2 separate regions of the Homo sapiens genome follow, and region 2 is linked to region 1. A link is a contact called in ENCODE POLR2A ChIA-PET data. All regions are on one chromosome and are shown on one strand. Each heading gives the region's core, a stretch centred on a gene start or an enhancer-like site at or near the end of the contact. The rest is flanking DNA. Distances are from core to core; before and after follow the strand shown. Region 1 holds the start of TCF7L1 (transcription factor 7 like 1). Region 2 has its middle 13 kb from the start of KCMF1.

What was found. ChIA-PET counts read pairs that join two places held with the same protein, here RNA polymerase II (POLR2A).
Region 2: POLR2A ChIA-PET joins it to region 1 with 13 read pairs in H1. The contact joins the enhancer-like site here to the promoter of TCF7L1 in region 1. POLR2A ChIA-PET finds 5 or more read pairs at or near these places in 2 of 52 experiments (H1 and WTC11).

The regions. Positions count from the first base shown.
Region 1 is chr2:85,131,600-85,136,232 of GRCh38, forward strand. It overlaps TCF7L1 (transcription factor 7 like 1), which reads left to right and starts at 1,793. Exons shown (of 12, transcript NM_031283.3): 1 at 1,793-2,334; 2 at 2,417-2,480; 3 at 2,724-2,851. The coding sequence starts at 2,086. RefSeq lists a silencer at 1,393-1,462 and enhancers at 1,828-2,402, 2,978-3,552, 3,553-4,126.
Region 2 is chr2:84,955,844-84,960,476 of GRCh38, forward strand. No RefSeq gene overlaps it. Among named protein-coding and RNA genes, the nearest start is that of KCMF1, 13 kb to the right of the region's middle. RefSeq lists enhancers at 1,927-2,615, 2,616-3,306, 3,307-3,996, 3,997-4,633 and a silencer at 2,303-2,597. Within about 2 kb of position 2,573, at least 18 of the 41 ENCODE cell types and tissues checked have a DNase peak (open chromatin) inside an H3K27ac peak, as active enhancers do.

The sequences.
Region 1 (4,633 bases), core at 543-3,042:
CGTTTACATATGTTCATAACTGCCTAGGAAAGTGTCTGGAAGGATATATACCAAACTAGTGACAGTGGTTAACCAGAGGCAGTTAACTGAAAGTGGTTAATTAGAAGGGTCCTGTGTCCTGAGGGGGAAAGAGGAACTTTTACTTGTTACTCGATACTGCTCAAGATACATCTGTTATTTGAAAACGCTTTATGAGACTGTACTCATGTATTGTGTAAAAAATTAGAAAAGGCATATCTGCTTGTTATAAAGTTCATAGAAACCAGAAAACTATCTCCTTTCACTTATCCTTTCCCAGAAATAGTCATTGATAATAATTTGCATCTTCTCAGATTTTTTTCTACGCAGAAATAAATGTGTATAATTTTTTTAAAAACAAAAATAAAATAGTGAGTGTCATATATAGTGTTTCATTTAAAGATGTTCCTCCAAAATCAATCTTGGTCCATGTGCCTGTGTGTGTGTGTGTGTGTGTGTGTGTGTGTGTGTGTGTGTGTGTGTGTATGGGTGGGGGGAGGGGCGGGGACACTGCATAGAACTGGCCAGCTGCATGGACTGTCACTGTAAAGAAAGATGAAGAATGCATGTCACCAAGCTCTCTGATGCTTTGAACCTAGCATATGTGGCTTTGCCCATATGTGCGGGCACCTCTGTAGAAACTCTTCTGCCAGTTGGGCTGAAAATAGTTTTACATAGTTCCATACTGCCTTCCAAGCTGTTTTCAAAGTTTATGCTCTAATAGTTCCCCACGGAGGATAACACAAGATATTCATTTTCCTCAAACTTTCCCGCACAGGTTGGAGAGAAACGACATCTTAATGTCATTGTAACAGGCATTTCTTTATTAAAAAAATTTTTTTTTTGGAGACAAGGTCTTGCTATGTTGCCCAGGCTGGTCTCAAACTCCTGGGCTCCAGCGATCCTCCTGCCTAGGCCTCGGGAGTAGATGGAACTCCAGGCGCGGGCCGTGGCGCTCGCACCACAGGCATTACTTAGGTATGAGGCTGGTTGAGCATTTTTCTCGTGTTCACTGGCTACTCACGCAGCTTTGTGAATGGCTTCGGAGATCACTGGACAGGCAATTTTCCCTCTCAATGAACCAAATCCAAATTCTTTTGGAACCCAAGACCGCGATTTTTCGATTTAGGACCTAGTCCCAAACAATGAAGAAAAGGTGATCTTCAAGATTTCAGCAGGGAAATCTGTATATCTGTACAAGGTTGAAAACCTGGGCCGGGGGTCGCGTTGGAACCCCACAGGAAAAAGGCGCGGAAAGCCGCCGGGCATTTTCCGGGGTTCCATAGATGTCCCCAGTGTCCTAGTCCGTGCATCAGCTCGCGCACTCGGAGGGACTCTAGGCAGGGGGAGGGCCCCGCGGCCAGTATGTGCGTCCGAGGCTTTCCCGCAGGGGGCAGTGCCGCCCGCCCGCGCGCCGATACGGTGGGAGGGGGTGGGAACCTGCGCGGAGTTCTGGAGGTTCTTTGGGAGAAAGTTAGGGGATGCGGAGGGGTGGGCGCAAGACTTCCAGGACTCCAGGGAGGCCGTGGGGAGGGCCGCCGAGGGTGCAGTGTGAGGCGCAGGAGGGGGTTGGGGGCGGTGCACGTTGCAGGGAGACGCAGCCCCTGGAAGATGCGAGTGTGAACGTGTGAGTGTGAGTGCGTGTGTATGTGTGTGTGTGCGCGCGCACCGCAGCTCTCCGGGTTCCGCGAGGCGCGCGGGTGTCAGCTTGCAGCCGGGGCTCCTCCCTCCGGCCCCCCTGCCCAGCCCGGCGGTCCCTCCTCCCTCCCTCCCCGCTCGCCCCTCCCCGGCGGGCCAGGGGCTGGGACGCCCCGGCGGAGCAGGCGGCGGCGGTGGCGAGTTGGGGAGCCCTAGGCTCGGCGCTGCCGGAGGGGCCCGAGCCGAGCCGCCTGCGCCCCGGCCGGGCAGCGCCGGGCCCGCTTCCCGCGGGGCCACGCCCTGTCAAACTTTGTTGCGGCGGCTAGCGCAGCGGGCCCGCAAGCGGGCGGGAGGGGCGCCGGGCCGGGCCGGGCAGGGCGCGGGCGGCTAGGGGCTCCGAGAGCGGCGGCCCCGGCCCGCGGCCCCACCATGCCCCAGCTCGGCGGCGGGGGCGGCGGCGGCGGCGGCGGCAGCGGGGGAGGCGGCGGCTCCAGCGCCGGGGCGGCCGGCGGAGGGGACGACCTCGGGGCGAACGACGAGCTGATCCCCTTCCAGGACGAGGGGGGCGAGGAGCAGGAGCCGAGCAGCGATAGCGCCTCGGCGCAGCGGGACCTAGACGAGGTCAAGTCGTCCCTGGTCAACGAGTCGGAGAACCAGAGCAGCAGCTCGGACTCGGAGGTAAGGAAGCACCGCGGCCACCCCCGGGGGATCCCGGCCCTGCGTCCGCTCACCCGCTCTTGCCTTTGTGTCTCCTCCGCAGGCGGAGAGGCGCCCGCAGCCCGTCCGGGACACTTTCCAGAAGCCGCGGGACTATTTCGCCGAAGGTATGTGCCCGCTGGGACAGCCCCCCACTCTCGATTCCCGCTGCGCTCCGCTGCTCAGCCCGGGCGGCCCACCGTCCCCCTTGCTTGGGTGGACGCACCCTTGCCCTCCGCCTTTATTGGCGGCAGCCCCCGTGGGGCGCGCGTGGGGGGCGCTGGGGTCCCCAGCTCCCGCCTCGAGCCCCCTGCCGCGGCGCTGTCAGTCCCGGGGGCCTGGGCCTCACCTCGCCTTGGTCTTGTTCGCAGTGAGAAGGCCTCAGGACAGCGCGTTCTTTAAAGGACCCCCGTACCCTGGGTACCCCTTCCTGATGATCCCGGACCTGAGCAGCCCGTACCTCTCCAACGGACCCCTGTCTCCCGGAGGAGCGCGCACCGTGAGTGCCCGTCGGGCGCGCCGGGGAGGGTGGGAGGCCGCGGCCCGCAGGATGCGCCCCCGGGCTTGGCCATGGAGTGGGGGATGGGGCCTTCTGCGCCGATCCCAAGCAGAACTTGTTTGCGGAGTTGAACTACTCTCTGGCGGCCGAGCGCGAGGCTGCGCTGGCCAGTGCCTGGATGAAAGTAAAGTTACTTTAACTTTTCCCCTCTTGCGGGTTGAGGTTTTGGAGTCCACCTCTGGGATCTTCCTTGGCCTCCAGAATTCTTCGCCTGCACCGAAGGAAACTTGGATTTGTGCCCGCTTTGGGGGGGTCTCGCTTTCCTTCTTGGAAATCGGTCAGCTTTCTCTGGCAGTGGGGCAAGGGGCCTAGGGAGCTGGGTTGGCGACGTTGTCCTCCGACTCCGGGTTCACTGGGCGGCTGCAGGCTGGTTCCTAAGAAACCCAGTTTTCGTGGCGGGTTATTCACAGCCCCCGTTCCCACCCCCAGCCCTCGCACCGGGGCCTCAGCTTTTCTGCGGAGCTAGCTCCGAATTTTAAACTCGCGTAGATGATTTCGAGGCGACCCAAGGCATTCTTCAAGTTGAGGAACTTGGCTTTTTCCCCCTTTTGTCGCCTGCTTTTCTCATTTAAAGCGAGCGCTGCGACACTTTAAACCTGTTAATGGGCGCGTATTGTGTGCTGCCCGCTGGCATTTAGAGCGGTGATTAAGCAAATTGACCGGGCCCCAGACGACGTGCAAATGAGGGCGGATTCCTTCGCCCCCTCTCTCTGGCTCTAAACTCCCGCCCCCCGCGTTGCGAGGGGCGCAGCTGGGGGCTGGCGAGGCCTTTGTGTCCCCCAAGCCGCCACTCCACCCCTAGGCTCCCTGCCCAGGTGCTGGGTCCGATGACAGATGTTGGGTGAACGCCTACCTACTGTGTGCCAGGTTCCCGCGTGCTGCTGCTTGGGCGCGATGTGAATCGTAGTAGTTCTTTGCTTCCCGCCCAGATTCCCATTGCCTGCCACTTCGCTGTCGACGGTGGGTAAGGGGGCAGGGAGTGTTAGCCTCTTAGGAGCAGGGTCCCAGCAACACACTTTATGCTAAGACTGCCCTAAAATAACGACGATAATTAAAGGGTGCTAGAGAAAGGCTAGGTGCTGAATGGCCATTCCTGCTGTCATTGTACAGCGGTCGGTGGAGAGCCAAGTCCTCCACATTTGGTTCAGCGGGGGCGCTACCATCACCAGATGGGTTGGAGGGGGATTGACGGGGGGCGGTGGAAGAGACTCTGACTGAGAGAGAGGGGAATGGGGAGTGGGACTACACAGACCTCACAGTTTTGCCCCGAGAGGGAGGGAGGTCTTGCAGCTTTGGCCCTGCTGGCCTGGAGCACCCCAGGAAGTCCTGAATGTAAGTGTCAGTTTTGCAGTGAAAACTGGATGTGGGTCTATGGCTGTTGCTTTTTCTCATTAAAAGAAAAGAGGTGCGTGCCAATCAAAGGGGGGGGGGGATCAACGAGCTGCTGCGGTCTTATTTAGGTTTTCAGTGATTCCCACCAGTGCCCACACATGTAGCTTAGTTCTGCAAGTTTTGTTGGGATTCGTGTAACTTTGCGTATGGGGGAGAGTTAATGCCGCTAAAGTCTCAGGTTTCCATTTACTATTAGGATATCTAGAGAGAGGGGTCTGGGAGGCACTAGCATCTGTGCATCAGCCCTCAGCCAAGTCCTGATGCAGTTAAAGTCACCAGAAATGACTATTTCACCATCAAATATGACTATGGCTCCCTCAAGGCTATTTC
Region 2 (4,633 bases), core at 1,323-3,822, 170 kb before region 1:
ACTATGCTATTGTAGCACAAAAGTAGCCATGGATAAGAAGTAACAGGCTGGGTGAGGTGGCTCACACCTGTAATCCCAGCACTTTGGGAGGCCAAGGCGAGTGGATCACCGGAGGTCAGGAGTTCGAGACCAGCCTGACCAACATGGAGAAACCCAGTCTCTACTAAAAATACAAAATTAGGGCTGGGCGCGGTGGCTCACACCTGTAATCCCAGCACTTTGGGAGGCTGAGGTGGGCAGATCACCTGAGGTCAGGAGTTTGAGACCAGCCTGGACAATATGGTGAAACCCTGTCTCTACTAAAAATACCAAAATAAGCTGGGCATGGTGGCATGCGCTTGTAGTTCCAGCTACTCAGGAGGCTGAGGCAGAAGAATTGCTTGAACCCAGGAGGCAGAGGTTGTGGTGAGCCGAGATCGTGCCATTGCACTCCAGCCTGGGCAACAAGAGCGAAACTCCATTGCAAAAAAAGAAAAAAAAAAAAAAAAGAAAAATTAGCTAGGCCTGGTGGTGCATGCCTATAATCCCAGCTACTCAGGAGGCTGAGGCAGAAGAATTGCTTGAACCCGGGAGGTGGAGGTTGCAGTAAGCTGAGACGGCACCCCTGCAATCCAGCCTGGATGACAGAGACTCTGTTTAAAAAAAAAAAAAAGTAACAAATAGGCATGACTGTGTTCCCTGTGTTCCAATAAAACTTTATTTACAAAAATGGTGGCGGGGGGCCAGATTTGGCCCATGGCCTGGTTTGCCTACCCCAGACCTAAAGTAATAATACAATAGTCAACATTTGTTGAGAACTGTGACATACCAGGCACTTTATTACTGATTCTCACTGCAACCTTGAGGGGAAGTATTATTGGCTCCCTTCTAAAGAAACTGAGGCTGAGAGATGTTGGGTAACTTTCCCAGGGTCACCCTGATGGTATGTGGCAAAGCTGGGATTCAACTCAGGTCTTACTCCAGAGTTCATGATTAGTCTATGCCACCTGCCGGAGCAGTCAAGAGGAAGGGAGAGGGGAATATATGACTATCAGGTCTCAGTTCCTGGGAGAATTCACTCACTCACTCACTCACTCACTCACTCACTCACTCACTCATTCATTCATCCATTCAACAAATGCTATTTGCAAAGTACTTGGGATTCAAAGACAAATAAGATATGATTGCTGTCCTCGAGTAGCTCAGAATCTACTTTTTTTTTTTTGAGACAGGGTCTTGCTCTGTCATCCAGGCTGTTGTGCGGTGACACAATCATGGCTCACTGCAGCCTCGACCTCCTGGGCTCAAGTGGTCCTCCCGCCTTAGCCTACCAAGTAGCTGCGACTACAGACATGCAGCACCACACCAGGTTAATTTTTTTGTATTTTTTTTTTTGTAGAGATGGGGTTTCGCCATGTTGCCCAGGCTGGTCTCGAAGTCCTGGCTCAAGTGATCCACCCGCCTTGGCTTCCCAAAGTGCTGGGATTACAGGCGTGTGTCACCATGCCTGGCCAAGTCTAGCATTTAAACCTTTAACTGAATGTAAGGGATGAAGAAAAGGGAATGTGATTTATTTTTTATTTTTATTTTTTGAGACGGAGTCTCGCTCTGTCGCCCAGGCTGGAGTGCAGTGGCGCGATCATGGCTCACTGCGAGCTCCGCCTCCTGGGTTCATGCCAATCTCCAGGCTCAGCCAGTAGCTGGGACTACAGGCACCCACCACCCCGCCCGGCTAATTTTTTTTTTTTTTTTTTTTTTGTATTTTTAGTAGAGACGGGGTTTCAGCATGTTAGCCGGGATGGTCTCGATCTCCTGACCTTGTGATCCGCCCGCCTCGGCCTCCCAAAGTGTTGGGATTACAGGCATGAGCCACCGCGCCCGGCTGGGAATGTGATTTATTAATAAGATCAATGAATTAAAACATTGAAGTTGCTCTCATCCCTGCTTCCTTCCTTCCTCTAAGCATCCAGAGAGCCCTCTGATCCTTTGGGATCACAGACATGGGATATTTTTACTCTCCAGCATGAACACATAGGTGGATTTACTGTGAAACTACTGAAGCTTACACTTCAGGGTCCCTGGCTTCCTCAAACAGGGCTTCCAAGCCCTATATCTAATTTTGCACTTCTTTCTTAAGAGTTGCCTGTACCAAATATATAAGCCTCAGGGCCCCAAACCTGGATCCAGCCTGAGTGAATGTTTTTTTAGAGCCAGGTCTGATAGAAGCCTGTTTTTAAGGAATTACCAGGAACTGAGCATGCTGTTTTTGGCCCTCAGGGGTTTCTCTCAGAACTAAGAATTTGGGGGCTGTCCTCAGTCACAGGTGCAGCCTGAAGTCTGTTCCCGCCATGTTCACTCTCCTCTATTTACCATCACCTGCCCCTGCTGCGTCTTCCTTTAAAATACAGCCCTGGGCCCTAAGCTTTGTGCTGATTCAAGCTCTTTGGAATTCAAGACATCCAGGAATCCGACGCTCCAAGAATTTTCCCAACGACCTCTCAGTGGGCCATTCAGGCAGGAAAGGATACACACATTCCTAATGGGGCCAGGGGCTGTGACTTAGCCTGTGTGTGGCTGAGAGCCTGCTGAATACAAGGTGCTGGCAGTTGGCAGGGCTTCCCAGGGTGGGGACTTCTTGCTGAGCTCATCAGCAGGCCCAGCTCTGTACCCATTTGTCCAGGGAAAAACCAACCCCTAATGGAACTGTTTGTTTTATACTCTCTCATCGAAGTCATAAATGACTCACAACTAGAATGTTATTAACGTGAGAACAGAGGCCTACCTGGCAGAATAATTGGTTTTGGTCATTTGCTCAGAGTGCCAGGCAAATCCACAAAGCATATCAAATTACAGGTTAGAAACCTGATGAATAAACAAGAATAATACTGTGAGTTCTCAAGGGTACGTCCTGTACCTGTTTTGCCCACTGTCATATCTCCGGCAAGACACAGTGAATACAGCCCCTGACACATTGGAGGTAATCTATAAAGAGTTACTAAATGATTAAAGAAAAGGGATGAGCTGTTCTTAGTGGAAACACCCATTTCTCCTAAGATGAATTCGCATTCTTTTGGACCAGTTCTTTCTAAATTAACAGCACTACCCAGTGGTATCAGAGCATCTATACCTTTGGATATTACAACAACTCTATAAATTCTAATTGCTTCTTCTTTTTTTTTTTTTTTTTTGAGACAAGAGTTTTGCTTTTTCACCCAGGCTGGAATGAAGTGGCGCGATCTTGGCTCACTGCAACCTCCACCCCACCGGGTTCAGGCGATTCTCCTGCCTCAGTCTCCTGAATAGCTGGGATTATAGGCGTCCGCCACCACGCTGGCTAATTTTTGTATTTTCAGTAGAGACGGTGAAGCCATGTTGGCTAGGCTGGTCTCGAACTCCTGACCTCAGGTGATCCACCCACCTCAGCCTCCCAAAGAGCTAGGATTACAGGCGTGAGCCACCGTGCCCAGCTGAGACGCTATAATTTCTAACCTATGGCTTCCCCTTTTCTGGATTCCATGCAGTCCACACACAAGCATTCTATGACTCATTACCTCCTGAGCATCCAGCTTCTTAACTGTTACATTCTAGGGATCTTTTCCACAGTATGTTTCTAACTCCTTGATGGTTTTTGGGGGAGACCTGGGTGACACACTTGGAACAGACCTGCTCCAGGGGCTTGTTACTTTGTGTGCATCCCGCTCCCTTCACTTTCAGGTGACCTCATTTTCTAATCTTCCTTAGAGCAACCAATCCCCCATACACTGTCTCCTTCTTCAGAGAATCTTTCTATGTGGATTTGTGCTTTTTAAATTGGCATATGAGTTTTAGGCACAGTTGGACCAGGAAATGCCTTCCTGAGGAATTCAGCAGCTTCTAGAGATAAAATGTGATAGAGCAAATTATGAGTCTGGGAATCAGGACATCTGGGTTCCAGTTTTGTACACATCATTCATTTCACAAATAAGCACCCAAAGCCCACTATGATAGCCAACTGCAGGGCTGTGCTACAAGTATGTAAACAAAGACACCTACTCCTGCCCAAGGGCAGCCCAGTGGGGGAAGTGAAAGGATTAAATTGCAATAATAGAGAATTGTAAAAGGAATTGGGAGCACTTAGTGAGGTGGTTCTACAACTTTATTGCACCATCAGGATCCCCACGGGTGTTCTTTCAAATGCCAATCTTTGAGCCCCATCCTTCAGAGATCCTGATCCGGTTGATCTAGGAATGCTCAGGGACATTGAATGTTTATTCTGAGCACCTTCCCTCCTCCCTCCACTCCCCTCCTGGTGATTCCACTGGAAGTGGCCCCAACCCACACTCTTTCCTTCAAGAAAAGGTTCACAAAGGCAGGGGTCTGGAGCTGATTTTTTTTTTTTTTTTTTTTCCCAAGAGACAAGGTGTTGCTCTGTCACCCAGGCTGGAGAGCAGTGGTGCAATCATAGCTCACTGCAGCCTCAACCTCCCGGACTCAAGTGGTCCTCCCATCTCAGCTTCCCAAGTAGGAACTACAGGCATGTGCCACCACGTCCAGCCCTTACAGCACATCCAGCTCTTACAGCTGATTTTTAAAGGAGGAAGGAGTACAAACTTATGAGGCACAGAGGCAAAAAATGGCATGATTTTACCCTACGCTCTAAGAAAATGAAGGCCAT